3 separate regions of the Mus musculus genome follow, and regions 1 and 2 are each linked to region 3. The links are chromatin loops, found by intact Hi-C in ENCODE. Cell type or tissue: left cerebral cortex. All regions are shown on one strand. Each heading gives the region's core, and the rest is flanking DNA. Links, peaks and the distances in the headings are about the cores only. Region 1 has its middle 41 kb from the start of Gm46260. Region 2 has its middle 30 kb from the start of Gm46260. Region 3 holds the start of Gria1 (glutamate receptor, ionotropic, AMPA1 (alpha 1)).

What was found. Hi-C counts contacts between places; a loop is a spot of excess contacts. Peaks named below come from ENCODE experiments on the same cell type or tissue, not always from the same donor. Only the 100,000 strongest peaks of a DNase experiment are listed, where the experiment ranks them.
Region 1: it touches region 3 in a loop (4-fold over the local background); 6 of 42 quality-filtered maps call a loop at or near these places.
Region 2: a loop joins it to region 3, with 5 times the contacts of the local background. A loop is called at or near these places in 4 of 42 quality-filtered maps.

The regions. Positions count from the first base shown.
Region 1 is chr11:56,155,290-56,165,567 of GRCm38, reverse strand. No RefSeq gene overlaps it. Among named protein-coding and RNA genes, the nearest start is that of Gm46260, 41 kb to the right of the region's middle. In left cerebral cortex, for the core only: a CTCF peak has its summit at 5,979 (motif pointing left); a DNase peak (open chromatin) is centred at 5,953.
Region 2 is chr11:56,144,561-56,154,838 of GRCm38, reverse strand. No RefSeq gene overlaps it. Among named protein-coding and RNA genes, the nearest start is that of Gm46260, 30 kb to the right of the region's middle. In left cerebral cortex, for the core only: CTCF peaks have their summits at 5,685 (motif pointing left) and 7,103; DNase peaks (open chromatin) are centred at 5,681 and 7,882.
Region 3 is chr11:57,006,817-57,017,094 of GRCm38, reverse strand. Gria1 (glutamate receptor, ionotropic, AMPA1 (alpha 1)) reads right to left here and starts at 5,477. Exons shown (of 16, transcript NM_001113325.2): 1 at 4,980-5,477; 2 at 1,804-1,941. The coding sequence starts at 5,061. In left cerebral cortex, for the core only: a CTCF peak has its summit at 5,833 (motif pointing right); DNase peaks (open chromatin) are centred at 4,429, 5,362, 5,823, 6,244 and 2 more places; H3K4me3 peaks cover 4,132 bases; H3K27ac peaks cover 2,112 bases.

The sequences.
Region 1 (10,278 bases), core at 1,007-9,006, 850 kb after region 3:
TTTTGCAAGTGCACAGTTGTATATTGCTACAGCCAGGGACCAAGTAGAAGAGAAAGAACACGTCAGAAAGCAAGCATTAGCTCTGGTTGTGTTGAGCTTTCTAATACCATTGCCCACCCAAGTGGGCAGGGATCACCAGCTAAAAGCATCTGCTCCTACATGGGAGGCAGAAATCTTAAGTGGCCTTTGCCATCCAGGGATGTCAGTTAATGTGTTCCGTGGGAGCAGGCCTATATATATAGAAAACATGAAAGACTGAAAGAAGATAAGGCTGTCAGCCAGTCAGAACTTCATGCTTCACAGAGCTCACCTCACCGCCCTAAACCTTTGAGCTATGCTGGACCCTTTATTTCTCCCGTGACACATCATTTCACCAGAAAATGCTGTCTTCTTTCTTTTAGAATGTGTCCAGCCCCTGATGGCATCTGTCATCCCTAACAGTACCACTTGGGTCTACACCATTATTTGTCCTGCAGCTTATGACAACTCTGGATGGTACCCCTTTCCAGTCACATCTCCTGTATATGTTGTCTTGTCTTCCACACAATAGCCAACCAGCCAGTTGAAACTATATCTGAATGTGTCCCTCCTTGCCTCTGGTCCCACAGAGACTTCTCCCTGCTCACACAAGGGGGGAAATATAGTAAGCCTCTATGGCATAGCATTCTTGCCTAGCCTCCTCCTTGCTCGGACTTCCCTGGCTATGCTGGCATCTTTGATTGCTCATAGGCACACCCAACCATCTTCTCAGGGCCACTACATCTTATCTTTCTTCTACCATGGCACTCTTTTCTCGGGCACCTTTCTGCTTCTTACCTTACTTTGCTCCAGTTCTAACAGTTACTTGGGAAAAGTTACCCACTCTGGGTACATAAAGCCTCATCCTCGCTTGTCACCTCTCGCCTTCTCTTATTTTTACGGTGTATATTTTTTAATTTATGTGAGTGTGTGAGCGTGGGTGTCCATATACATGTGTATGCACACCCATATGTGAGCATATGCGTATGAGCCTGTGGAGATCAGAAGAGAATGTCAGATCCCCAAGAGCTGGGGTTTCAGGCAGTTGTGAGCTGCTGGGTATGAGTGCTTGGAACTGACCTGAGGTCCTGTGCAAGAGCAGCATGCTATGTGCTCATAACCACTGAGCTGTGGTTCTGTCTGTCACCCACCTGTCCCTTCCTATTACAGTCCTTAATTCCCAATACAGTAAATGCATCATTTTCAGTGACCGGTTTCCTCCCACAAGATTGTAGCCTCCTGGAGACTTTGATTTGTTCTCTGAAGCTTTTCCAACACTCAGCCCATATGCTGTGTGTGTGCTGGTGGAGTTAATAAGCATAGTCATCTTTAGGAATCCAGTGTGGTTGTCTATCTCACTAAACATCTAACTCCAGCCTCTGGTTATTACAGAGCCACCAACCATGTAATACAGAAATCTATTCTAAGATATGGCTATCCATGGACTTTAGACTGAAATGGATGCAAAGGAACTGAAATGTTTATTAATGCACAAATCAATATTGAATGAAAGCCATGGTGTTAAGCACATCATAGGTTATTGAGTTTGTCGGCCCTTGTGCTGTCTTTTATTAAAGATAGGAGAGAAAATTTCAAGCCTCAAGTTAAAGATATTTTTTTAGATGAAACCAAGAATTCCTAACTTAAATAACCACTTCATAAATATAAAATCTGTTTACCTTGCTGGAAGCCATGATCAACATTTTCCTGCAAAGCTGCAGCTGAAGCTGTTAGATGCACTCATCGGCCACCTGGCTTACCTTAAAAGTATACTAATTTTGTGAAATCAGCTACTATTTTAGAAATTTAAATGATATATAGCCAAACTTGTTAAATATTTCCTTTATTTTTAATTATGTTCATGCCTGTGCATGGGCATATGAAGATGAGCACAGATATCCGAGGAAGCCAAAAGAGAGCATCAGATGTCCTGGAAATGGAGTTAGAGATGGCAGCGTTTCATGTGGATGCTGGAAACATAACTCAGGTCCTCTGCAAGAGCAGCCAGAGCTCATAACTGCTGATCTATCTCCTTAGCCCCAAAATAGATGAGCTTTTATTTTACTGTTACAATTGTGTGTGTGTGTGTGTGTGTGTGTGTGTGTGTGTGTGCACGCACGCGCGTGCCATGGACATAGAACCATTTCCAGGAGTGAGGTCTCTCCTGCCCTGTCAATCCTAGTGATCAAACTCAAGATATCAGGGCAGGCAGTAGGAGCTTTTACCTGCTGAGCCATCTCACCAGCCCAAGGCAAACTATTGTGAAATTATTTTATATTTATCATAAGATGATGAGGAAGAACACATAGCTAGCTTGGAATCACGTTTCTACAGATAGTGCTTCCATGAGAATGAACATATTTCAGATGTTTTAAAAAGTAAATAGCAAAGGAAGAATAAACAATAGTTAAGGTGTTGCCTGGCCATAACAAGAGTTAGGAAGCATGTGTGTTGCTGAAATATAGAAAATACAGACACATAGGCCAGGTGGGGTGGTTGCATTCCCCAGATTGTAAACAACCCTGGCTAGTTTACTACACACTGGTACTGATTAGCAGTTTTCACAACCACTCAAACTTGGAGACCATTGGGTTATAGAAGAGTTGGTTCATATTCAGTGTTATTCTGGACCTTCAAAACACTGGGTGAAACCTGATGGAGTTAAGATAACAAGGCTAGGCTGGGCTTATAGCTTAGAATGCTTGCTTAGTATGCATGAAGATCTGAGTTTATCCACATTACAGCATAAAACCAGGCATCATAGTACATGTCGAAAATCTCAGAGTTCAGGTGGTAAAGGTAGTGGGATCTGAAGTTGAAGGTCTTTCTTGCTACGTCAAAGGTTCCAATCATCTTGAAATACATGAGACCCTCTCTAACAAAACTTTGGTTAAATAAAAAAATAAATAAATAAACCAACTACCTGTACCTAACTCAGTGTCTGAGACAGAGTTAGGACTGAAGAAGTTTTAGGGTACATCAGCTTGGTCCAATGCCTACATTTCCTTGTCATGATGTAAGAAATATCCTTGGAAGACCAACAAAAGTGGAGAGCGGACCTCTTACCCTGGAATCAGCCATTAAGTGACCATTATTTAGCCCCAGTTAAAGACACATTTGGCTGTAACCTGTTACCTATAGTCACATTCTTGGATCACTTCTGAGTCTAGTTACTTTAAACTAGACAGTTTAGATTGCATTTTTATAGAAAACAAGGAAAAATGTCTTAGAATCACACCGGATGGCTACTTGAATAGTATCTTAGTCAGGATTTCTATTCTTGCACAAAACATCAAGACCAAGAAGCAAGTTGGGGAGGAAGGGTTTATTCAGCTTACACTTCCACATTGCTGTTCAGCACCTAAGGAAGTCAGGACTGGAACTCAAGCAGGTCAGGAAGCAGGAGCTGAGGCAGAGGCCATGGAGGGATGTTAATTACTGGCTTGCTTCCCCCTGGCTTTCTTAGCTTGCTTTCTTATAGAACCCAGGACTACAAGCCCAAGGATGGCACCACCTACAATGAGCTGGACCCTTCCCCATCCCCTTGAACACTAATTGAGAAAATTCCTTACAGCTAGATCTCATGGAGGTACTTCCTCAAGGGAGGCTCCTTTCTCTGTGATAACTCCAGCTTTTGTCAATTTGACACAAAAACACATCAATATTAAGCCTTAATGCTTACTTTCTTATTCATCCCCAAGATCTAAATAACTTTAAAAGTCCCACAGTCTTTACACATTAACATTTCAATCCCTTTAAAATATCCAATCTCTTTTAAATTTCAAAGTCTTTTTACAATTCATAGTCTCTTAACTGTGGCCCCCACTAAAATACTTTCTTACTTCAAGAGGGAAAAATATCAGGGCACAGTCACAATCAAAAGCAAAATCAGACTCCAACTGTCCAATGTTCTTCTGGGCTCCTCCAAGGGCTTGGGTCACTTCTCCAGCTCTGCCATTTGTAGCACACACTTTGTCTTCTAGGCTTCGGCTGCCTGTACTCCACTGCTTCTGCTACTGGTGGTGGTCATCTCGTAGTACTGGCATCTCCAAAACCCTGTTGTCTTCTGCTGAAACTAGTCTTCACCAATAGCCTTTCGTTGGCTCTCTTCATGATGCCAAGCCTCAATTCCTTTGCATGACCCCTTCTAGCATTCTGGCTAGAACCCAACCCCACAGTTACCTGACTATAGTCAGGTATTCTCCTCCCCATATTTACCTGACAACCGCAAGATGGCCCAATGCCAGAAGCTTGGGACATTGTCTTCGTGACTTATAGTCACAGAATTATAGAGTTGGGGGCTCTGTGGTGTCAGGCACCTGTCTCTGGGAACATGGCTCACTGTTCTGTCCCTTGTAGAGTTTTCTACTGAGTTGCTGGAGTCAGCCTCATTAAACCAAAATAGGCTGCCTTTCACGGCCCCACAACCAAACAGCAAGTTAGAGAGGAAAGGGCTTATACTTCCACATTGCTGATCAGCACCAAAGGAAGTCAGGACTGGAACTCAAGCAAGTCAGGAAGCGGGAGCTAAGGCAGAGGCCATGGAAGGATGTTACTGGCTTGCTTCTCCTGGCTTGCTCAGCTTGCTTTCTTATAAAACCCAGGATTACCAGCCCAGGGATGGCACCACCTACAATGGACTGAACCCTTCCCCACCCCCTTGATCACTAATTGAGAAAATGCCTTACAGCTGGATCTTGGAGGCATTCCCTCAAGGGAAGCTCCTTTCTCTGTGATGACTCCAGTTTGTGTCAAGTTGACACATAAAACAAACCAGTACAGATAGATTCTTGTATAGCCAAGTTTTAGTAAGTCTAGAGAAGTCAGGTAGCGGTGGCACATGTATTTAATCCCAACACTTGGGAGGCAGAGGTTGGGGGATCTCTGAGTTCAAGGACAGCTTGGTCTACCGGGTGAATTTGGCTATATTGAGAAATCCTGTCTCTAGGAAAAAAAAAAAAAAAAGTCTAGCCAATAGCTGAGGTGTGGGGGGGAGGGAGAGGGGTCATACAAAGAAAGTCATTTGGCAACTGGAGTCTCTTTCAGCTGTGGCTTTATTTAACTAAAGGGGATTTCCAGAACACACATTCCTTAGAGACACAACCCTGATACACACACACACACACACACTTTTCAGGAAAACTCAGCTCACACAGAAACCTCAAGGGAGAGACAATGAAAAAGTCAGCTGGTGTCTGAGACAATATGCATCAGCATTCACAGAGGTTTTAATCCACTGGGTCCCGTAATTTTGTTCTAAACTTACTATTTAGCCACATTTCAAAATACTGGACATGGAAGTAAATCCCCCAAACACCTTCGGGCATGAAGGTGAAAATGTGCTTTCTTTGTTTGGTGAGGGCTGGAAATCATTTCAAAGTCACTAAGTTTCTATTCCAAAGCAGACAAGCAACCCCTTACCATGGGGGGTAGGGAAGCCTCCATAGGCGGTGAAATGGACCATGAAGGATTGTGGGAACCATAGCTAAGCATTTTGACACCTCGTGTTTGATGAGCTGTCAAAAGATCAGAGAGGAGGGTCTCCATCCTGGTCCTTTCATACCCAGAACATGAGCTTTCTGCTTGCTAATTGCAGCTCATCAGGACAGGTGCTGCTTCTGTGCCTACCATGACATACCGAGTGAGCTAGCTATCAAACATAGACTGGTCTCCTACATGGAGAGTTCAAGAAAAGAAAAATTAAATTGATAAGCATGCCATTACCCCAACCTACTTCACGGTGTTATGTCGGTGTCAGCCCTACTAAAAGTGGGGAGCCCGATTCTTACCATCGCTGCTTAAATATTCAGCAAGAACAAGAGAACAATTTGTTTGCCATGCAGGAGTTACAGAGCAATCTCGTTCCACACTGGTAAACACCATGAAGACATCTCCAAGGAATAAGAAAGACCTCACAACAGCTGCGGCCTTGAAAAAAGCACACACCGCCCTCTTGTGTTCATAAAAGGCCAAGGTAGCCTGTCCAAAGTAGGAGCAGCTCTCTAGGAGCCTTGAGACAGGGTTCCACTTGGGACAATTGGCATGATTGATGGTGTTGACTTATGAAGCTGCCCATCCCCCCCACCCCCACCCCCCCACCCCCACGAGCCTGCTTATCTGGCAACTGCAGTGACTTTCAACAGTAGGCTTGTTTGAAGAAAGGATACTTCCAGAACACACACTCCTTGTAGACACAATCTCAACATGCTCCCAAATATTTTATTATCCTGGGAGCATATCCAAAATTTAATAAATACTTACTGCTTGCCTACCAAGTGTGAATAATTTGCTAAGCATAGGAGATGTCTATGGGAAAGTCATTCATAGTCATTGCTCTCATGTTGGTTTGTTATGTCATACGTACTGAGCACATTAACGTTGGTGGTACTTATAGCCTATGCTCACCAACTATAGGGAGTGTCATATTTAATCTCCCCTATAAGTTCTAAAAATAAGGAAGAAAAGCATTACTCCAATATCACTGGGCTGCCTAGCCACAATTATATACTATCTATGTTGAAAGGGCCCCGAAGGCCATGAAGTCAAACCTTGCGGTGGAATATTTTAAATACACATTTTAATTTATTATTTGAGAATGTAACACATTTTAAGCTGTGTTTCAAAGATCATACTCACCCCCTTTCTTTTCTTGAAAAAAAAAAAGAGAAGACTTATTTTTATGTATGTCTACATGTGTGTCTATCTATATGTGCACACGATTGCCATGCCCTTGGAAGTCAGGAGAAGGCACTTAATTACCCAGTGTGAGGACAGAGTGCAGGACCTCTGCAAGAGCAGAGCAAGCACTCCTGACTGCTGAGCCGTTTCTCCAGCTCTGTCCCTTTATTTTTGTGAATATACATTCACTATGCGTGGTTCTGGGTTGCACAGTATATACATACATATAATATACTTTGAGTGTGCAACCCCCCCCTCTCCTCTTTCTCCTTCTCCTGCTACTCCCCCTTTCCCTATAGACAGTTCATTTCTACTTTTGTGTTACATATGCATGCATGATCTTGTGTATGTATATAAAATTCTGGGATCCACAAAGGGGAGAAGCATGTGATGGTTGTATTTATGAGACAGAAAACGGTAACCTCCAGAAGTGCCACCCATTTTCCACAATTGGCATCTGTTCACTCTCTGTGTCTAGTAACACCCCACTGTGTACGCACGCACGCACACCCCACTTTCCTTCTCCATCCTCTATTGCTGGACACCTGGGCTGGGTCTAATCACTGCAGCAGCACTGTGTTAAGCACGGGTGTGCAGGGGTCTCTGTGAGGTCCTTCTCAAGCCCTTCTTTTATAATGATGGCAGAATGGGCCCGTGTCCCAGAGCACAGACATAGGGCTTCAGCATCAATATGAGCTCCACTCCAATGCTCTAAGCAAAGTGTCCTCCAGGCCTCCTGTTGGCCAGAGGGCTACTAGCATCCAGAGCTGAGGAGTCTCTCCTTTGGTCTCCTCCCCTCCCCTCTGCTTCTCACTGTTATTCTCACAGTGAGCTTTCATGCTGTGTGGAGCAAAGAGAGCAGCAGGGGCTCCATTTATTTCACTGTGCATTTCCAGGTTCTTCTGGAAGAGTTGGTACTTTCTAAAACAGCACATTTCCTTTCCCCTCTGTGGAAGTGTGAATGAAAATAGCCCCATAGGCTCATAGGAAGTGGCATTATAGGAGGTGTGGCCTTGTTGGAGTAGGTGTGGTCCTGTTTGAGGAGATGTTGGGGGAAGGAGGCAGGCTTTGAGGTCACAGAAGCTCAAACTAGGCCTAGTAGATCAGTCTCTTTCCTGCTGCCTGAGGATCAAGGTGTAGAACTCTCAGCTCCCTCTCCAGCTCCATGTGTGCCTGCACACCTCTATGTCTCCCAACATGGCAATAACGTACTAAACCTCGGAAACTGTAAGCCAGCTCCAATTAAATGCTTCCCTTCATAAGTGTTGCCATGCTCACAGTATCTCTTCACAGCAATAAAACTCTAAGACAGCATTCTTTTTGTTCACTTCTTTTTTTTAATTAGGTATTTTCCTCATTTACATTTCCAATGCTATCCCAAAAGTCCCCCATACCAACCCCCCCACTCCCCTACCCACCCACTCCCCCTTTTTGGCCCTGGCATTCCCCTGTACTGGGGCATATAAAGTTTGCAAGTCCAATGGGCCTCTCTTTCCAGTGATGGCCGAATAGGCCATCTTTTGTTACATATGCAGCTAGAGACAAGAGCTCCGGGGTACTGGTTAGTTCATATTGTTGTTCCACCTATAGGGTTGCAGTTCCCTTTAGTTCCTTGGGTGCTTTCTCTAGCTCCTCCATTGGGGGCCCTGTGATCCATTCAATAGCTGACTGTGAGCATCCACTTCTGTGTTTGCTAGGCCCTGGCATAGTCTCACAAGAGACAGCTCTATCTGGGTCCTTTCAGCAAAATCTTGCTAGTGTATGCAATGGCTAAGACAGCATTCTTTAGCGCAACCTGGGAGCAAGCTTTGAGGATACATCTACCCCATCGAACCAGCATTAATGGCTGGGGTAACTGACTCAGGGTTAGGTCTAGGAAATATTAATACGAAGTGAATCCTGGGAGAATCCTAGTCTTTTAACAATATCATAGGCAAGCATTGCTATACCTGTTAATTACCTAGAAGTATTTGTCCTATGACTGTGCTAGTACTTTTGCCTCCATGGCTTTCAAGAAGCCTGTGGTAACCTCAAATCCCCTGAAATATAAAGTGTTTTCTGCCTGGGTCATGTTGGGTACCAGTTCTGAGAAACCTATCCACTGGAGACAGAACACAGAACAGAAGAAAATGCCAGGTTAACAAGAGTGACCATCACTGACTCCCAGTAAGTCTCCCACCTCCACTTTTCTCCCAGGTGGGAGACTTTATGAATATGAACAGATCAGAGACATAGAAACATCTAACAGGGGATACGGCCATCTCTCGGTTCCTGGGCCATTTGCTTGTGAGGACAAACAGACTGTGATGATTCGGTATGACCGTGACCGTGAAGACCACAGGCAGCAGAGAGCCCAGCAACACTGTGGACAGACAGCTGCCTTGGGTTAGAATGGCAGGTGTTTTTATGCACCATGGTTCGCACTCTGGTTTTCTGACAACTTCTTACCTTTCAAAGCACACTGTTTCCATGTGTGCTAAACAAAGCGGCTGAGATAAGACGTCAGTCATAGACCTCACCACCCTCAACTCCTCCCAGGTCCCTCTCTTCCCTCTCAAATTCAGTACCTTCCCTTCTTCAATTGCTACATACAACGCATATTTAGATAAGTACAACCTGCTGGACCCCTTTCCCGTTGCTCATGTGTATATGATTAGTGCTGACGACTGATATTGGATAAGCAATCAGGGGACTTGTCCCTAAAGAAAACTTGTTCTCCCTCTCTCTCGGCAGCCATTAATTAATTGCCTGTAGCTTTTTATCTAAGGATGGGGCCTTGGTAAATTTCCCATCCCTGTTAGTGGATTAAGTTTGACCATCACAAAAGTCCACAACTGGTCAGAATGCAAAGAATAGTGACTGAAGGTGGCCAGTCCCAGCTGATGCATCTATAACACAACTCCTATAACTAAAGTACAGGGAACATTGCCTCTGAGAGCAAAGAAAGACTATGAGATCTGGGGGATCAGAAGAGTGGTCACTAGGGAGTATCTTTTACATAGTACAGGGAAGCTACATCCATAAAATCTCAACAAGACCTTTACAATGGCAACACTAGTTGACAATCCAATTCGGGGGGAAAACATACAGCACTTTGATACCCTTTGAAAAACTCAAAGGCCATCTTCCTAGGTAACAAATGTAATCCCTTTATATTCAGAAGGAGACTCCATGAATGAGCACAAAATGACAAGACTATCGTGCAATCACTGTGTAGTCCCAGGACGGCTTATCTTGACAAGACAGTTTCATTTTACTTGTGTGTGTGTGTGTGTGTGTGTGTGTGTGTGTGTGTGTGTGTGTAAGATCATAAGATGTACCACTCTGGCTTTTAACTCCTTATTCTCCTGCCTCCATCCACAGAGAACTGAGATTATGAGCATTGTTCAACCACACCGAGCTCAATGTTTCATTTCTTGCCTTCAGGAAAGAGTTTACATGGAGCCATTAGCACAGAGCTGATGTCTCTGTCTCTCATCAAAAGAAAAGCACAGGTTGATTCCCATCAGAACTACGGCAAGTGCCTAAGGAGATAAAGAGGGACGTACAAGGTGTACAAGGGTGATAGTTCACAAAGGAAGA
Region 2 (10,278 bases), core at 1,384-9,383, 860 kb after region 3:
GTGGGCTTTTACACCCATGCCCAAGTTCCTGAAATAATGACTCAGAGGTTTACTATTTTATGAATAAATGCATAGGCCATAAACTTTGGCTTGTTCTCTGACTAGCTTATAACTTAATTAACCTGTGTATTCTATTCTATGAGTGCCACATGGCTGGTTACCTCTCCTCAGTTTCATGTGTCTGTCTCCTCAGAGTTCTGGGAGAATTTCTTCCCATGGCTCACTATTTCCTAGAGTTCCTCTCTCCCTACGGGAACTCCCAATCCCTATTTCCTTCCTCAGCTAATAGGCCATCAGCCTTTTATTGACAGGTGATACTTCCGCACAGTACACAAGAGATTCTCTCTACAAAAGGATTTCTTTATTTCTATTTTATTTTACCTGCATGTATGGATGGGAACTATGTGCATGCCTAGTGACTGTAGAGGTCTGAGGAGGGTGTTAGACATCCGGGAACCAGAGTTACAGATAGTTGCAAGCTGTCATGTGGGTGCTGGGAATAGACTCTAGGTCCATTGTAGGAACAAATTCTCCTTACCCAACTTACAAACTCTGCAGCCCCACCTGCATCTTTCTTAACTGAACAGGACACTTAATGCACATCCAGCTAGCCACTATGAGCTGCATCCAATCAGAGGGCCGAGAAAGCCATCATGGAGGGTAAGTGGGAGTTTTCCCTGATGTGGAGGTCTCACTATGGAGACTTATTAATGCATGTTCCTTCTACAGGCAGGCCAGATGTTTAAACCAGCTGAGTTTCTGGTTTCTTAATGGCTGAACAGAGCAGCTGGGGACTGTGTTGCTCCCTCCAACATAAAGATGACCTTTCTATGAGATTTTTCACCTTTTGTTTTCTAATCTTTTGTACCTATACCCACTACAGAGGATTAATAACAAACAACTAAACTACATATAAAATGAAAGAAATTAAATACCATAAAAATTAAAAATACCAGTCAACAAATGACCCAATGAACTAAAGAGATGGGTGTCAAAGGGAGAGAAATAGTGGTCAATAAATAGTTCTTAAAGTGTTCAGGATCTCTAGCCTTCAGGGAATTGCAAAATAAGGCAGTGTTCAGATTCCCTCTCACCCCAGCCAGAATGGCTACCACTAAGAAAGTGTAAGGACAAGGAATGCTGGAGAGGAAGGAAAGAGCAGCCCTTATTAGCTGGCTGCAAGAGTGCAGACTGGTGTTACCACTATGGAAATTAGGGCTGAGGCTTCTCAAAGGGCTAAAAGTAGACCCACCCTTTGCCTCAGCTGGGATACTCTGAACCCTGCTGCAGACACACCTGCAAGTCCAGGTTCACTGCTGCTCTATTCCTAACAGCCAGAAACAAATGGAACCAGGCTGGACATTCATGTATGCATGTGTGCATCTACATGTGTGTGCATGGATGTGAGCATGTGCGCTGGTCCGACCAGTACAAAGCCTACTCTGAGGGGTGAGTGAGGATTATAGGAAAGATGGAAAAAGAAGACTCACAGACAAAGGTTAGAAATTGAGAGAAGCGGAGACAGAAGGAAAGGCCATCCAGAGACTGTCCCACCTGGGGCTCCATCCCACATGCAGACACCAAACCCAGACACTATTGTGGATGCCAAGAAGTGCTTGCTGACAGGAGCCTGATACAGCTGTCTCCTGAAAGGCTCTGCTAGATCCTGACCAACACAGATGCAGAGGCTCACAGCCAACCACAGGACTGAGCACAGGGACCCCAGTGGAAGAGTTAGGGGAAGGACTGAAGGAGCTGAAGGGGCCTTATCTGGCATCAATGGAAGGGGAGGCCCTTGCTCCTATGAAGGCTTGATGCCCCAGTGTAGAGATATGCTAGGGCAGTGAGGTGAGAGTGAATAGTTGTGGAGGGGAGGCACCCTTGTAGAAGCAGGGTAAGAGGGGATGGCATAGGGGGTTTACAGAGGGGAAAACAGGAAGGGGGATAACATTTGAAATGTAAATAAATAAAATATCCAATTTTTTTAAAAGAAAAAGAAATTGAAGGTCTGTCCAGGCAGTACTGTGGCAGCCAGGAGTTGAATTCTCTTAGGCTTTAGATACTTTACAGCATTATGGGAAACAAAGTCACAAAGCCAGCAGAGACAATGGTTGATGTATACTCACTATCTGTACTCATCTGGAGGTCTTCCTATTCCTCCTTGTTTCTTCTTCCAAGAGTAACATCTGCCAACAGACCCTGGCCTGACTTGACTCTACCTAACAGGCAGGCTCTCACAGAAGCAGACAAAATGGCTCCTAACATGTGTGCATGTGTGTGAGTGTGTATAAATGTATGTATGAGTGTGTGCATGGGTGTGTGTGTGTGTGTGTGTGTGTGTGTGTGTGTGTGTGTGTGTTAAGGACATAACCTAAGATTTACTGACTGACGAGATTTTAAATTACTCGCTGTAAGCACTGTGATATATGGTCTAATTCTAAACTTGTAGGTTTTTATATACATCGAGCTTTATGTCCTTGAGCCATATCTCCTTATTTGCCCTACTACACCCAGTACTGGAGAACTGCCACTGTGCTTTCTAAAATCAATTTAGATCTCTCATCTGAGTAATGCCCTGTAGTGTTTGTAGGTATTTGGCTGTTGTTGCTTGATATCAGGAACAGTATTATAAGCAGCAGGATTTCCTTCCATTCAAAGACTGAACAAATTCTGACACGTGAAGCTGGTTTTTCTTATCCATTTGCCCTCTCTAGGATTCTAGGTTGCTCCATACCAGCCACAAATACCTGTCCAGGGTCCTGTTTGAGCTTCCAGGAATGCACACAGAAGGGAGATGGCAGGTCACACACAGCAGGAGGCTCTGTTCTCACTCTCTGGTGCATTTCTAATGTCTCCTAAAGTGAACACATCAATGTTCAATCCCTAAAGATCTAAAGAGGCAGCAGCAGGCAGGACCCAGGGACAGTGAGCACCTGCTGCTCCTGAGGACCAGCAGCCAGGGTTCAGTTCCTGGCACCCAAGTCAGAGAACACACAATCACCTGTGACTCCAGGTTAGGATATCTGATCTCTTCTTCTGGCCTCTGCGGGTACTGCACTAGAGAGCACCCACATAAAAATATAAACAAAAATAAATAATAATCTTTTAAGAAAGCAATCTACAAGATTCTCCATCCCCCACATCCTCATCTCCACTTTGTGGTTGTTTCTGAAAATAGCCCTCCGAGCAGGTGTAAGGGGTTCACCTCTTCGTCTGTTTGTTCTGTTAAGATTGGTGATATAAGACTCTTTGCAGATACCCATCTGCCATTTTTATATCTTGGCAGAAACCTGCATCTTATCCTGTGACCCGATTTAAGTTTGAGTTGTCTGTGCTTGTTTTGTTTTGCCCCCGACCCGGAATCTTTCCTGTTTTGGATATTAACCTTTTCTTGGATATCCACATATGTATCCCTCACAGTTCTCTCCACCCTTGGGTGTTCTCTTCCATTTTCTTGGTTGTTTTCTTTCACAGGGCTTTTGAAATTGTACCTTGCACGAATTTCTTTGAAAGAATTACTCAGTAACCTCTCAATTTCCCCCCCAAAGTATGCTTTCTCCCTCCCCGCCCGACTGCTCATTGTCTAGGTGTTTTATTCACTGCACCGGCTATGGGCCGCGGTGCGTGGTCCCTGCGCCCTCTCATTAACCCAATTTTCTTCCCTCTGATCTGCAACAAAACCATGACTAATTTCACTGCCCGGGCTCTGTGGGGAGGGCCTGCGTACCTGCCCCGGTTCCTAGGAACAAAAAGGCAATTAATCCACTGGGTGCCATTACTACTATGAAAAGGGAAGCCTATTGTTCATTATTTTTAGAAGCTGTTAAACTAACCTTTATGGAAAGGAAATTGGCCTTGGGGTAAAGAAATAAGCCCTGCCCATCCTGCTTTTCACCCACAGCCTGGCTTTAATCAGCATGAACTTACGCGAGTGTGCATGCATACATTCACAAAGACACACTTATACACACACACACATGTACACAACAGATATTTTTTTTTTACCTCCACAGCTTTAAGTAGCTCTAATTTCTGTAATACTTCTAGGATGCACTAAACAATTTGTCATCTGTTTAATCACAGAACACATTGAATGAGGTAACTCTCCAGAATAATTTAAAGTTATCTTTTTATTAGTATTTTGTTCTTTGGGCACCTATTACATGCACATAATGTGTTTTGATCAAATCCACTATATATTGCCTATCTTTAAATTCCTCATCTCTCACCCCACAGTTTCTCTTTAGCAACCTTACATGCTCTTTTATTAAAAAGTCCTGTATCTTCTTAGTGCTGCCTGGATGTTTATGGGTAGATGGCCATCCTCTGGAGCATAGGCATCCTCTCAGGGGCTGCACCATCCCTGGACAAAACCTTCTTCCCCAATAGCTGGGATTCTGACAGCTGCTGCCATGTTCTCTTTAGAACATCCTTGATTCACACACAATCGAGGTGCTCTATCTTGACACTTTATAATTTTCTTGGAGAGTTCTCCTGGGCTTCTTTTCTTTGTGTTAAGTTTCTCTCCAGACACTAACGCTTTTTAGAAATCTCAAGTTTTCTACATGTCTGCATGTGTTACTTCACCCTCAACCCCATGTAGAGTCTCTGTGACACAGGAATCAATCAAAGCCACCAAAAGTGTTTGAGCTCCTGTGGATAGCCCCCCAGCCACTAAGTTCTGCGGGAAATGTCAGGGTATTTCATCAACATAGTTGCCAATAATTCATCCCAACAACAGGTTGCATCCATTCCCTGGGATTAGCTTTGACTACAGCAAGCTCCAGGGAGGTGCTATATCCACTCTGGCTTCACTTGTCATGAGTCTGACAGGTTTCCTCCATACCACAAAGAAGCTATGAAAGAAACAGGCTGTCTTGGACAACAAGTCCCAGCTGGATCCTTGAAAAATGCCACTGGATTAACTCAGGCTACAACACAGGACACAGAGCTGGCTGAACCCACCGGCCTCCAGACTCAGGAAAAACAATGGTTGAGTCCAGCCACAGAGTTTTCAGGGCTGAGCATGTAGACAGTGCTTAGAGTGCTTTCATGAAAGAATCCCTACATTCCATCCTCAGCATCACATAAATGAGGTGTGATGGAACACACTTGTAATCCCTGTACTTAAGAGGTGGAGGCAGGAGGATCAGAAGTTCAAGGTTAACCCTGGCTGTATATATTGAGTTTGAGGCCAGCCTGGGATCCTTGAGGCACTGTCATAAGTAATAGGGGTTTATATAAAGGAACTCTGAGCATGCTTTATTCATACAGGGAAATGTCACTCCATGAATTGGTACCACAGATTTAATCCTTGACGCTGACATGTATTTATAATGGTTCAAATACTATCTTTCTCGTTCTCATGATTAGGACTATGTTGTGATTTCTTGATCACAGACTAGCTACATCTTCAGCATATAGTGGGAGCTTCTATTAGTCCTGGAAAAGCCAAATCTTCTCCCTTGTCTCAGCCCCACACCTCCCCACACACAGATGTCCTGATGTGGACTCTGCTGTCTACTTAGGCTTAGGAAGCCACTCCCACTTGTGATGTCAACTCTTCCTTCCCATCAGTTCTGAGGCTTCATATTCCAGCAAACTTCCCCTTGTTTCTCTCCTTTCTAAAACAATTCCCCAAGTTCATTTGGTACCATTCATATGCACATGGATGTGGAGCCATCTACTGGAGCATTTACCACCTACCAGGGACCACACCACTGAAGAAAACAATATGTTAAGGAGCTCACTCCTCCACTGTCTGCAGCACACAGCAGCAAGGATGCCTTTGACTGTCCATGCCTTTCCTCTGCACAAGTCTTAGCAGTTCTTATTTCATTATGAACAGAATCCACAGGCTGTTCCACGGGCCTCACCCATTACTGTTCTGATCTATCCCCCACCTCTCTCACTTTCTCTCCACTCCCCACCCATGGCTTTTCAATTGTGATCTCAGCCTGGCACATTCTATCCCCACCCAATTCCCATGTGACTCACACCCTACCCCTTCAAGACTCTGCTCAAAATGTTTCTTTCTCAGTAAGGTCCCCCTGGAACCATTCCATCTGTGATGACTGATCTTGACTTCAACTCACTCAATTGACAGATGAAGAGGAGACTCCAAATACCCACCCTGGGGAGTGTCTGTGAGTGCTTTCCCACAGATGGGAGAGAAACTGATGGGGAAAGGCCCACCATGACTGTGGGCAGCACCTATTCAACAGGCTGTTGAATATACAGAATAAACATGGGTAGGGGGAGATGGAGGGAGGGAGAGAGGGAGAAGAAGAGGAAAGGAGGGGATTGGAAGGGGGATATAGAGACAGAGACCAAGGAGATGGACAAAGACTGACACAGAGATACTGAGAGCCACCGCAAGTGCTGGCTGCACTCTGTCCCTGCGCCATGCTTACTGCTGCCATGTTTAGTCTTCAGACAGACTCCTTCAGCCTTTGAGCACACACTCTCACCAGGAACTCTTGAGGAAGTTTCTAGGCTTTGTACCTGGACTAAGGCTGAGTCACTGCACTCATTGTTCTGAGGCATCCAGGTTGTAGGGAATGGACAGCTATTAATTCTGTTTCTCCCTCATTATTTAAAAGAATAACGCCCCTCCGTGATCTTTAATCTTCTAATGCCACTCTTTATTTCAAAACTACGTTCACATTAGTTTTAACATCTACCTCTCCCAGCAGAGTGTGCCCTTTATGAAAACAGGGTTGGTTATGACTTTCAGAGACTATCTACCATCCAGAACAGAAGTCTCCATAAATATTGAACAAATGGATTAAACACTGCCTATTGGAAATAGTGAGATGGCTCAGTGGGAAAAGTGTTTGCTGAGATCCTGACTTCCATCTCCAAGAATCACATGGTAGAAGAAGAAACTTAACAAGAATTTGTGTGTTATCCAATTCATGTCAACACTTGACATTCTCTTGTTTTAAAACCCTGCCTCATAAAGCTCTTAGTACGTCATTCTAAGATACCTCGTTACTTGACATCTAGGATCTCCAATTCATCCTCCCTCCTTATATCTGTAGCTTCTAATACAACCCTTTTGACAATCTCATTCCCATCTAGGATCACACAGCTCCCTCTGCCTGCTGTGATCCGAGTATCTGTTTCTGACTTTACACAGCAGCCAAGAATAGTGTAGACTTTTGAAAAGATATCTATGAGCACTTAAGGATTAACATAGACAGAATGAATTAATTGATGCTGAAGAGATGGATCAGAAGTTTTTGTTCTTCCAGAGGATCCAAGTTCAGTTCACAAACCCTGAGTTGGCTGATTGCCACCACCTGTAACTCCAGTCTACAAGGGTTCTGGTGCCTCTCTTCTGGCCTCCATAGGCACTACACTTGTGTAGCACACACACACACACACACACACACACAGAGAGAGAGAGAGAGAGAGAGAGTTGTACAGTGATTAAAATCCTTTAAGAATATGTTGTTTTGAGGCCAGATAGTAGGTGGTAGTTAAGTTTCTTGGCATAACAAAATAAAATGTATGCCTTTCATCAAGCCTCCTGCAGTCTGTATTTTAAAAAGACACTAGGCATGTTTAAGAATTAAGTAGTCTACAATATAAAGAGTACACTCTGGGTGACCAAAAACTTGGATATTGTTCTCAGTTCTACTACTGGGACTTTGCAATTCCCCAGTTTTCAAGTCCCCCTGCCCTTCTTCTTCAAGAGTTACAAATTCTGTTGTTAGTAAAAGAGGTGAACATCTTTGTGGATACAGAATTGAGGCTGGTGCTGCTGACTGTCACATCACCCCTCTGACAGCATGGTATAGGGCCATGTAATGCACTGATTCCATGTGTCAGAAGCAATATGGTTAATGAAAGCTCCTCTCTCAGGACATGGCATGTTCCACGTGAGCTGTCGGAAGGAGGGTTTACATAATGAAATGTACTGGTGCAGAGCAAAGCCATCTGGAACAGCCTGCTTCCCCTTTGGGCCGCATGCAGCTGGGGAGTCCTTAGGAGAGGACAGAAGAAAGATGTATTCTATCCCTGTGAGCAGGGAGCTATGGGAATGAGCTAATGCCACTGAGCAGGTTGAGATCAGCGGTCTGATTTCGATTAGCAGATGGAATGCTGTCTGCTGAATCTTTGTTGGAAGGGGGACCTCCTAAACTCTACTCTGTCTCTATCAGTAAATCATCCCAATGCCAATTATCATCTTCCCTTGGCCCAAAGATCGGCTTGTTCAGAACCCCAGATTGGACTCCAGTGCTCAAATCCATAAGCAGTTTTTGAGTGGGCATATAAAACACGTGAGTCCAAACACAGAGCATTTTTCTGTACAGTTCTGAGGTCTAGGGGTCAGGGGAATGAATAAGCAGTTGCAAACACTTGCTCTTCTCATAAAAGACTGGAGTTCAGTTCCCAACATCCCTGTCAAGTGATTCACAACCTGTAACTCCAGCTTCAGGGGCTCAGTGCCTCATTCTGACCTGTGTGAGCAAGTGTACTTGTGTGTGCAGATACACATACACTTAACAATTTTATTTTATTTTATTTTATTTTTTAGTTCTCAACTTCTGTAGTCTATAAAAATAATATAACATTTAAAAATGTGATACCTTATGCATTCATATTTGATTATACTCTTTTTTAAAAAAATTTTTTTATTATTACGTATTTTCCTCAATTACATTTAGAATGCTATCCCAAAAGTCCCCCATACACCCCCCCACTTCCCTACCCACCCATTCCTATATTTTGGCCCTGGCATTCCCCTGTACTGGGGCATATAAAGTTTGTGTGTCCAATGGGCCTCTCTTTCCAGTGATGGCCGACTAGGCCATCTTTTGATACATATGCAGCTAGAGTCAAGAGCTCCGGGGTACTGGTTAGTTCATAATGTTGCACCTACAGGGTTGCAGATCTCTTTAGCTCCTTGGATACTTTCTCTAGATCCTCCATTGGGGGCTCTGTGATCCATCCAATAGCTGACTGTGAGCATCTACTTATGTGTTTGCTAGGCCCCAGCATAGTCTCACAAGAGACAGCTATATCAGGGTCCTTTCAGCAAAATCTTGCTAGTGTATGCAATGATGTCATCGTTTGGAGGCTAATTATAGGATGGATCTCTGGATATGGCAGTCTCTAGATGGTCCATCCTTTTGTCTCAGCTCCAAACTTTGTCTCTGTAACTCCTTCCATCACTTAACAATTTTAAATAAAACAATCTGGGGGTTCAAGTTCTTGTCCATCTCCACATTCCAGAATTCAATTACAAGGTACCTCACTGCTGACACCACTAAGACAAAACTTACACAGAACAGGATTGAAGTGTCCTGACACTCAGTCCTGTGCCTTTCTGCTACTGTATATTACTTAATATGTCGGGCAGTGGGTGTAGGGAAATAAAGGCAGTGGGAGAAAACCTGTGTCCCGTCAGAGTTCCAGTGCTCTGGGCAGGCATACTCTGAGGACTGCCACACGCTCTCCACACGTCCCAAGGTGAGTTTCTGGCTGTGGGAAGCCACAGACCCCAGCCCACAGAGGGGTGGACAAGGGGCAGTTGGAGGTCTTAGGGCCTCATGGAGGCCAGATATAATAGGTTCTCAGTCTCGAGCATCCCAGATGCCACTGGCAACCAAGGAAGAGCTGAGAACAACGTGGAGGCCCTGGGGGTGGTGATTCAGTCATCTCTAGGGCTGAAGAGAAGAGAGGGAAAGGAGAGAGGGGACACTAGGTGGGTCCCACGTGGGCGAGTGTCCTTTGTCCAGTCTGTGGCTGGAGAACAGAGAGGTCTTCCGGTGGGAGGTTAGACACAGCTCTTTAGGGGAAAACCTATTCCATCATTCAAGCACAGCAGACCTTGATGAACAGAGACAGTTTTAGAGCTTTATTGTAGAAAGACAGAGAGAAAGAGAGAAGGTAAAAGAAAGAGAGGGGTCAGCCATAGTCACATGGAGAGAATGGGGGGAATGGAAAGGGGAATGGAGAGGGGAATGGAGGGGGGAAAGGAGAGCTAGAGATAAGAGTAAGAAAGGTGAGAACTTAAGAGAGAGAGGAGGGGACAAGCAGCCCCTTTTATAGTGGGCTGAGCTATCTTGTAGTTGCAGGGTAGCTGTGGGAAGAACATACCTGGCCATTGTCAGGTAACTGTGAGGGTGGAGTCTAGCTAGAATGCCAAGAGCTTGGAGCTTTGGCTGATAGTCACAGAATTATGGAGTTGGGGACTCTGTGGTGTCAGGCACCTGTCACTGGGAATGTGGCTCACTGTTCTGTCCCTTGTAGAGTTTTCTACTAGGT
Region 3 (10,278 bases), core at 982-8,981:
AGAAGGGAGAAGGGGAAAGCCAATAGAACCCTATCATCCCCTCTTCTCTGCGTCCTGATCTGCTCAAGGGGGAGCAAGCAGCCTTAGGCTCTTGTCCCTGAGTCTTCCCCATCAGGATGAACTGTGTCCTCCCACTGTGAGTCAACACAATCCCTTCCTACATCAGGCTGCTCCTGTCAGGTACTTGGTCAATCAACTGCTATAGCAAGTAACACACCAGGCAAGATCCTCAACCCTGGCTTGACCAGAATGCAGAGTAGCTACTTTTTCACCCATTGGACCACTCTCATGCAAGGCCACATCTGCAGCATGATATTTGCGTTTGTCACTTTCAATGCTGTATCAGGTCACTGCCTCATCAGAACACCCTCTATTACTTCAGGCACAGTAGTCAAGGTGTCCTAAGGATAGGTGGCTCTATCTGTTTATCATAGCCAACAGAAATGTAGATTTGAGGGCTGAAGGTATTTACAAGACCACTCTCAACTCCTCTACTGACCTTGTGAAGGTTACATAGCTGCCCCACCTCATGCTCTTGTCTCAAAGAGGATGACAGCAGCTTTCTACAAAGCTCTGTAAAGGACTAAAATAGATAATCCCCCCAAAGCATCTAGTTCCACATAGTCTGTAGCCACAGATTAATGAATGACAGCAAACACCACCACCCATGGCCATGATGCATTTAACCAAAGCCTTCTGGTAAACTGTAATTCCTGAAACTCATATCAGCATTATCCTGTGTATGATCTCAGAGGCAGAGAAAATTCTGAATTCATATTTGGACACTTCAAAGTCTCAGCAGTGGCAATCGCTGAGAGGCTCTCAAAAGGGTATATGGAAGAGAGATGAAAGATACAACCGTGCCTTAAACCATTCGTAGCTCGGTGGCGGTCATGGAGCCAATGGTGGTTCACGAAGTCTACAGTGCTGACTCCGTCCGGCTTGGGGTCTGTAGCAGCTCTCCCTCATTCTGGACTTTTATACTTTCTTGTAGTGCAATTCCACCAGAGCTTAATCCCCAGAGGGACAATGTCTCTACTGATTAATTTTTAGCCTGTCTTCTGACACAGAGAGACAACTATACAACCCGCCATCCAGATTTACATGTTTAGTTTCTATTATTAAGGGAATTAGCCCACCACATTTATAACACTGCTGCTCTAGATGTCCCTGCTGGAGTTCCCCCTTGGCAGTCTGTTTTAAGCTCCAAGGGCATCACTAAAACTGTGTAGCCTTCTCAGATCCTTCTCTTTTTAACCCATAGCTTGTCTTAAGCAGATAGTCACTTCGCACCTCTTTGGAAACCACCTAGCCACCACATTTCAATAATTATTATTTACTTTGCCGATATAGGTCACACTTCACATCTACCTGTGCTTATGGAGATGCAGGTACACTTTCATTCTCCTACTGGTGGGCAGAAAATGGCTGGGGCATGTTAGCTACATTGTCCTCAACTCAGGACCAGTCCTTTTCCCTCTCAGCAGTTGTCTATAAACTTTCTCAATCTAGAGGCCCCCGTGAGTTAGGCCAGATGCAATCAACCCAAGACCCCACCAGGCTGGTATCTAAAACTCCCTGATGGTGAAGAAATACACCCATTCTACAAAGCACAGCATGATCTAAGATATAGGTGGTAGGAATCACTTAAAAGGCTCTGGAAATGTCCCTCGAAGGGCTTTCTCTCATGATGATAAATGACGACTGGAGTCACTTTTGCAACAACAACACCTACCCACGAGCCCTCCCATCATGGGAGGGTCTAGCCAGGAAGACATGTCAGAAATAGCAGCCGTTACTTACATCGGTAAGTCATCTCAAAGCTGTCGCTGATGTTCACAATATCGATCTGGGGAAGCAGCTTGGGGGGCTCCGTGAGTTGTGACAAAGCAAACCTAAAAGCCGCATGTTCCTGTGATTGTTGGTTTGGAAATAATCCCCCTGTGAGGAAAGAAGAGGCAGTGTAGTAAGTCTGGGGTAGGGACAGATCTCAGTGGCTCAGCAGTCCATCCCAGAGAGTCCAGTCTTTTCCCATGCAAATCCAGGCCTATAGTCCTTGCTCTCACTGGTAAGGAATCCAACCAGACTCAACTGGATGCCAAGGCTTCCACTCCATGGCTAAGCTTTTATTCCAGGACCCTTAGCACCCATCACTTTGCCCCCAACATTTGATTGTGTGCCCACTGGCTCATCAACGAGCAAAGAACATAGGAGACTAGAGTTTTACTCTTCCTTAATTTTTCTACAAGATGTCCATGAGTCTCTGTTCTCTCTCTCCCCCTCCCTCCCTCCCTCCCTCCCTCCCTCCCTCCGTCCCTCCGTCCCTCCCTCTCCCCCCCTCTCTCTCTTTCAGATTCTCCCTGCATTTATCTTTTCTTATCCAGATCCCATTTCTTATTCATAGAGCCTCTAGTTATAAACAAGTGTTGCAGAGTGTTAGAAATGGAGGCCTGGGACCCTTCAGGCTTTTCAACCGTAACTGTTTGTTTGCTTTGAGACTCGGCCAGGTCTGCGTGCTAGGATGCTATGTAACTTGCCCATTGCCATCCATGCTTATTGTTTATTTTTCTTTGAGCATTCTAGTTTTTGCCTTTCATTGCTCATGTTTCTAGATACCTAGGACAGTCTGATTACATAAGGGGTTGTCGTTGTGCTTTGCAGATGTGGGGGGTCTTAAGAGTGCCAGGATGTGCCAACATCTTCCAGTGAAGAGTGCAGGGATGGTACCTGTTGGGGGGGCTTTTGTTCCGAAACACAAGGACACAAGGCTTTTATTTGCAATAGCATGGATGTGCAAATGAATTGAAATGCATGCCTATAAATTGAAAGCAGCTGTTTCTAGGGTTCAGACTATAGCACATGTGTGCACAGAAGTTTATCTCTGATTGGCCAGTAATCATTACAGTTCCAGTAATGTCCCGGTAACTTCCTGTGCAGTAGATACATGTTTGGTGTTAGAGATCATGTGAGTAGAATTGACAACAACCTCGTGGAGGTGATAATTTCAGCATTTGTCTGACGTGTCTCCCTTGTGTTTAAAAAGAGCAACAGTGACAAAGACTGAACATGAAATTCCTGCAGGGATGCGTGGGCTAATGTGGGTGTGCCCACAGAAACACCACAGTGATGATGTACACACATACCTGCAGAAACCTAGTTTCCTTGATGAAAGATCACAACCAGCGGAAAAATATACAGAATAAGCAAGAAGAGAGAGGAACAGTGCCGTAGGCCAGCACACGTGACTTACAGACACACTAAAAACAACCCCATTTTAAAAAGCAAAAACAAACAAGCAAACAAAAAGCTAAAACAATCACTCTTGCTTGGGATGCTCCACTCTCTCCTCCCAGGTGACCACACCCCACACTCCTCTGGTCCTGGTTTTCTCAGGAATGAATGGAAGTGAGCAGGTGGAAGGTGGGAGGGAGCAGCTACAGGCTGGGCCACAAGGGAAGCACCTCCCGGAGGGAGGCAGGAAGTTTGCCTGTAAGGCAGGAGCTCACGCACATGTACACACTTCAGAATACAGCTTAACAGGTGTCAGGAAACAAAGCAAGTTTCTCCACAGCAACCCCAACAGCACCAGGAGCCAGGAAGCTGGAGAGACCCCAAGAGGCTATTAGAAGCACATGTGTGTGTTGTATATCCCACCCCCCCAGTTCTCCCTCGCCCCTGGAAACACAAACACTCTCACAAACAAACCACCATAGTAGAGATGGAACTCTCCCTCCTAAGCCAACCCCTGATGTGGGGAGGGCACAGAAAGCCAACCTGCCAAGATGCCTCCAAACACAACAGCCTGGTTGATGCTGGGGCACAAACAGTGCTGAGCTGCTGGTCACCCTGACCCCAAGCCCTGTTCCCATGCTGATGTTGCTTCATTTGTCTGGCTTTTCCCTATGGTTACAGGAACAGCGTTACCTGTCAGTTCCTTCGTAAATACAAGTACAGCCAGCACCGAATGAAGGGAAATGAGGGGCAGAGAGGCATGCAGCGTGTTGAAACCCACCTGCAGGTTGAGAGGATGGAAGCCAGGAATGAGGACTGCTGCTGAGGGGTTGGGGGTGAGGAAGTAGCCTCTGTGTGTGTGTGTGTGTGTGTGTGTGTGTGTGTGTGTGTGTGTGTGTGTGTGTGTGTGTCTTGCTGGAGCACTACTGTCAGTGTCTGTGGACAGAGCACTCAAGAGGATGGGGAAAAGGTGAGAGAAAAGGCAGGCTAGGAAGTTCCAGGATCAGGGAATGAGGGGCACAGCCCAGCATGGCAGAAGGGAAAAGGAAGATAGCGAGGGGGTCCGTAGAGCTCTGGCTACTAAGTAAGGCCTGGGACTTCTCAGCAAATGCAATCAACCTAGCATCCACCACTGCTTCCTGAAGAGGGGTCTCTTACCCCTCCCCCAGCCAGACATCACTGTCATCCCCATCACTCCGGCTACATGTGCACATTTAATATATAATCACAACACACATACGCCCACCTTACATATTTATATAAATCAACCAGAACACCCCCCTAGTCAGAGTTAACTCCTTAAGCACTCTGAACCCTGTTTCAAGCGCAGTCTGCTTATATTTTTCCCTCTCTGGAACAGAGAAATGCTCCTCCATTTCAGGCACTCATGCCTGCTGCTTGGAGTGCGCGGTGTGTGTGCACCTGTGTGTGTGCGCGCACACACACGAGAGAGAGAGAGAGAGAGAGAGAGAGAGAGAGAGAGAGAGAGAGAGAGAGAGAGAGAGAGAACACACTTCCACGGTGCCCCTCGCAGCATCAGATGAGGATGAAACCCCCTTTCCCAGACTGGCGACCCAAGTCTTCCTCCCTTCCTGGTGTTCCATTGCTAAGCACAACAGCTCCGACTGAGAATGGGTTGAGAAATCTCCCCTCCAAATAAAAAAAAAGAAAAAAGAAAAAGAAAAAAACGAAAAAGAAAATCCTGGCCAGATCCCCAAAGTCCCTCCCCAGCTGCCCCTCTCACTCACCTATCTGGATATTGTTGGGGAAATTGGCACCCACAACCGCACCTAGAAAACCGGTGCAGAAAAAGGCAAAGATGTACGGCATATTCCTTTTTACATTGGCGAAAAAGAAGCCCTGGTCCAACCATAGATTTGGTCTTCCCTCCCCTCCCTTTGATTCTTCTGGATGCTCTGCCGGCTCTTTTCTTCCTGCAATTCCTTGCTTGCTTCTTTCCTTCCTCCCTTCCTTCTGTGAGGTTTCTCTTGTTTCTCTTGGAAGGGGAGCCGAGCAGTTAAACTGCAGCGTTAACACCGACTGACAGCCAGATTAACTGAGCCGGGAGCAGCCCGTCCTCATGCTTGGAGCGCTAGCTCGCTCCCCCTCTCCCTCTGCTCTCCTCCTCTTCTCTAGCAGCCAGCCTCTCTCACCCTCCCGTTCTCTCTCTCTCTCTCTCTCTCTCTCTCTCTCTCTCTCTCTCTCTCTCTCTCTCTCTCTCTCTCTCTCTCTCTCTCTCTCTCCTCCTCTCCTCTCCTCTCCCCCTCACACTCTCACAGACTGCCAGCTCACTATGCTGATACCCAGGAGCCAGCTCGGAGTTCCTGCATTGGTCTCCCCAACCCATCACCCCTGCCTCTCCATCCTCACCTCACTTTTCCCCCTGTGGGTGCAGAGGATGGAGGGGAAGAAGGAGGGAGGGTGGAGGGTGCTTTCTCCAAAGGGGGCAACCCACTGTCCCCTTCACCTCCCCCACCTTCCTCTGCCTCTCTCTCTCTCTCTCTCTCTCTCTCTCTCTCTCTCTCTCTCTCTCTCTCCCTCCCCCTGCCAGGGGATAAGATGCTTTTGGGAATGCGGGTTCAATTGCAAGTCAGTAGGTGGCAGGGGGTCCCCACAATAGCCCTGGATTCACCAGCTGCTTGATCTAGGTCACTTTCTCTAGTAGTGCACGCACGGGTTGCGCTGGATATATCTTCTACACTCCACTGGCCCAATTATTCCTACAACTAATTCCCAAGGGGGAGACCCTAGAAATCCCTCTCCAGAAATTTAAAGGAAAGACTGTGAGAAAGGCATACAACAGTAGCTTCGGTGTGACTGGCCTGTGCTTGGACCTGGATGCTAGCAGCCCCTTCCATCTTTAGGAGAGGCACGGTGGCCTTTTTGCAACCATAGGTATTTGAACTTGTCCTCCCCCCTCCCCTTTTTTTTTCTTGCAGGGTGCAGGAATCTATAACAGCAGAGTTGTGTGGGTGGGTGAACAAGAAGATTCAGGGTACGCACACAGGGCAATTACATGAGTCATTTTGCGCTGATTCCAGTCGGAGGATGCAGGCTGCCTTCACTTATAACTCAGATTGTTTGTGTCCAGGAGAAGCTGGGCCTCTGTGGACCCTGCTGGACTGCAGCTGGCTCGGAGATACCCAAGAGAGATGTGTGCACAGAATGATGGCATGGGCTGTGGGGCAGCCATTGATAACAGCTAGGGCTATCTTCCTGGAGTCATCCGTCTGTCCTCCCACTCAGAAATGACCATGGCTCCTGGGATTCACTCATGAAGACACCCAGTGAGGCCTTGAACTTTTAAATATTGTTGCTATATTTTTAAGTGTGTGTGTGTGTGTGTGTGTGTGTGTGTGTGTGTGTGTGAATGCCATGACGTTTGAGTGGAGGTGAGAGGACAACTTGTGGGATTTGCTTCTCCTACCATGTGGGACCAGGGATTGAACCCCGGCCATCAGGCTTAGCAGCAGGTGTCTTTACTGGGCTCAGCCATCTCACTGGCCCTGGCCTTGTGGACTTAAAGGCTTTAGTTGTCGTGGGTAGACCCTCTGACCTGGATAAGATGCTTACCTAGCCCAGAGACTTGCAGGGAAAGCAAGCTTCACTTGTTCCCCAGTTGGAAGAACCAAAACGACTTTGGACTGAGTGTTTCTTTGCTACTGGAACAAAACATTTCATCAAGAGACTCCCCACTCCTTCACCAGCACGGCACCATCACACGTGGGACTTGCAACATGCTCCACACCAGCCGTGAAGCAGGAGCAATGTGGTGGCCAGGTGCCTTGTGCTTTCCTGTGTCTTTTGATAGACTCACTGGGTAATTCAAGTGTCCCGAACACCAGTGGTTATCCACCATTTATCTTGCTGTGAACAGAAGGAACAGTTATCTGGCTTAAAGGTCATCACTCTTTGGCCCTGGGGCAGTGAGCACCAGGCAGGGCCATCCTGTGTGAGCATCAGGGAGCGAAACTTGTGAGGCCAGGCTCCAGAAAGATCACTTCTGAAGTCCTGGCCAAAATTGAGAGCCCGTGATTGAATGATTCCATGTTAAAATTCTTCCATGGACTTTTTAATTTTTTTTTTTGTCTCTTACTATTTTGAATGGTACCTGGGGATCTTTCAAGCTCTCTGAGCTTTGTGCCTTGTAATAATAATAATTAGGCTGTCACTAAAGGCTTCATACATTGTCACCTTTCAGAAGATCTCAAAGCCCTTACAAGGATTAATTAGTAAAATCACATCACCAGCTTGGAGCTAGAAATAATTGTTTGGCTTGGGGGTGTGATTAAAGGAGTCCAAAAGATGCATTTTCTATGATCTTCATAAATCATGTAATAAGACACAGCTTCCAGGACACACGCTCTATGGTCTGCCCTCAGCCCATTGATTACTAAATACATGTCGTTCAATGGTTAGAGACACAGGAAGCTCAGACATAGAGGCCACATTACATAGCGTTTCAATTGATCATCACATTTCTCTTCAAATTAAATGATAGAGGAATCCTCTGTATCCACACAGGGCTTGGTGCTGGGGACCACAGAAAGGTCCTAGGCAGGACCTCTGCCTCAATGTAGGCGAATGTGGTGGATGGCAGATAAAAATCTAACTGCCATCCAACACAGGCTAGGACAAGGGCTCTGATGCAAATACCACAGCGGGGAGGGGACAAGGAAGCAGCCACTGTGTGTCTGCTGGGCCCCAGCATGACTTAGTTCAAAGACTTAGGGAAGGAAAGTTGTGGTCCAGAGAGGAGACAAAGCATGCTAAAGAAGAGAGAGAGGGCAGCGAGCCTTCTCCCTAGGCTATGGGAATAGCACAGAGAGGATGAGAAAAGGAGACAGAAACTGGTCAGGCAGGGTAGGTCCCCAAACCAGCGGCTTAAAGAATGTCCTTGCTGGAAGCCAGGAATGCCAGAGAAGCATCCCGGTTTCTATGTCTTTCTTATGTCCCAAAGGACCACTTCTGTTTAAAGGGGCTCCAGAGCTGACACTGGAAGGGGCACCTGGACACCCGCTCAGGTCGACTGGGCTCACTGCCCTCCCCATTCTTCACACAAATTCTCTGTGGTAAGTCCTTTAAAAAGACCCAGACAGCAGGTCTGTGGTGCCCTGTTTCCCTGGACCCCTTTAGAGGAGCTTCTCCGCACTGCCTCTCTCTTGCTCGCTCCTCCCTCCCTCCCTCCCTCTTAAGTTCCCACCTAAGAATCTATTTTTAAACCCTAAGATTTACTTGGTCCATGAATTTCGTTCTTCAAATTCATGAGGCAAGAACTTTCGGAAGTCCTCACTGGATGGGTCAACTTTGGGGGCTGTCAAGTTTGCAGAACTCTGGCTCCCAGAGAATAGCTTCAGAGTTCTTAGCGACATCCCAATATCCCTGTATCAGGGTTATCGGGGGCATTTCGGGATGCTAATGGTAGTGTCAGGTGTGTGCGTGTGTGTGTGTGTGTGTGTGTGCATGTGTGTATATATGTCTGTGTGTCTGTGTATGTGAATGTGTATGTGCGCACATGTGTAGGTATAGGAAGAGACTGATCTCGCGCAGGAGGTCTTTTCTCTATATTTTTAGCCTCAAAAATAGTATGTCCTATCCCATGAATTCATTCCCCTAAAGCAATCTCTCCTGTGCCATTCTCTGTCCACAGTCTCACTCCCTACTCCTATTTACAGTGCCAACATGAGTCTTGAAAGATGGCTTCACAAACATCTGCAATTAATGGTGGCCGAGCCCTACAGATACAAGACATAGTACAAGATACTATGCCCCAGCTGGTAGGACTCAGGGTGGTTAGATAGCCAGCTTTAGATTGTGGGCCCCAACTGGAAGCAGCGTTCTCCTGAGTGGTATTTGGCAGTATCTGGAGATATTTTTGGGCCTCATAACTGGGGAAGTGTTATTTGTCATGGACTGATAGAAGCCAGGGATCCTGCCAAACTTTGTATAATACGTAAGGCAGCCTCTGCAACAACAGTGATGTGACCTGGCTTACGGCAACACAGAACCAAGGCCAAAGAGCTTTCTTAAAAATTACACACACACACACATTTGTGTACATGCATACACACATATATATGTGTGTGTGTATGTATACAATTTTATGGGTATATGTGGGTGCCATGTTTATGCCTGTGGTAATTATATGTGTATATGTATTCCATGTGTATGCCTGGTGCCAAAGGAATATAGGAGAGGGCATCAGATAACTCAGACCTGGAGTCACAGGGAGTGGGGGCACCACATGAGTGCTGGGAACTAAACTCAGATTGTCTGCAAGAACAGCATATACTCTAAGCCTCTGAGTGATCTTTCCAGCTCTTCAAATCATTTTCTATTACTGCATTTATTTATTCATTGTGTATGTGCATGTATGTGGAGATGAGGTCAGAGAACACCTGGGTACTGATTTTCTCCTTCCACCATGTAGGTCTCATGCTTCCAGCTGGACGGGGAGTACCTTAACCTGCTGAGTCATCTCAAAGGCTCTAAAGACTTTTCTTTTAAAAGCAAGATAACTCTATTCAGTGTAAAATGATAGCATAGATTATAGAGGGATGGACTGCCAATCAAGACTGGGACTGGCTACATAACCAAGAGTCCTCAAGGGCCCAAGGATCTTGTTTAAAGGGCCAGGGCATCTGGCTATCAGGGTCCCTGTTGCAGCTTCCTAGTCCTCTACATTACCGAAAAAGAAGGCTAGGTAAGAGTTTTCACCTTCTAGAGTGTTTGGGAATGGGTGCTCTTTGAAGTCCAGATGTAAGAGCTCCAGGATGCTGATCAGCCAGTGCAAATGTAGTCCACACACAGTGTGTCCCAGGGACAGTGTGGCACCTACTCTTCTACTGGATTATAACCTATCCTGTGGCATCTTTGGCAAGCCTTAACTTCTGTCACTCTGCAGCCAAAGTAACTTTAGAATTCCTTTATTTGGCTTTGGTTTTTCATTGCAAAACAAAGAAATGGTGTTGGGGAGAGAACTCAAGTCCAGTTGCCTTCTTGAGCCACATAGGAAAATACAAGAAAGAAGCCGGGAAGAACATGAGG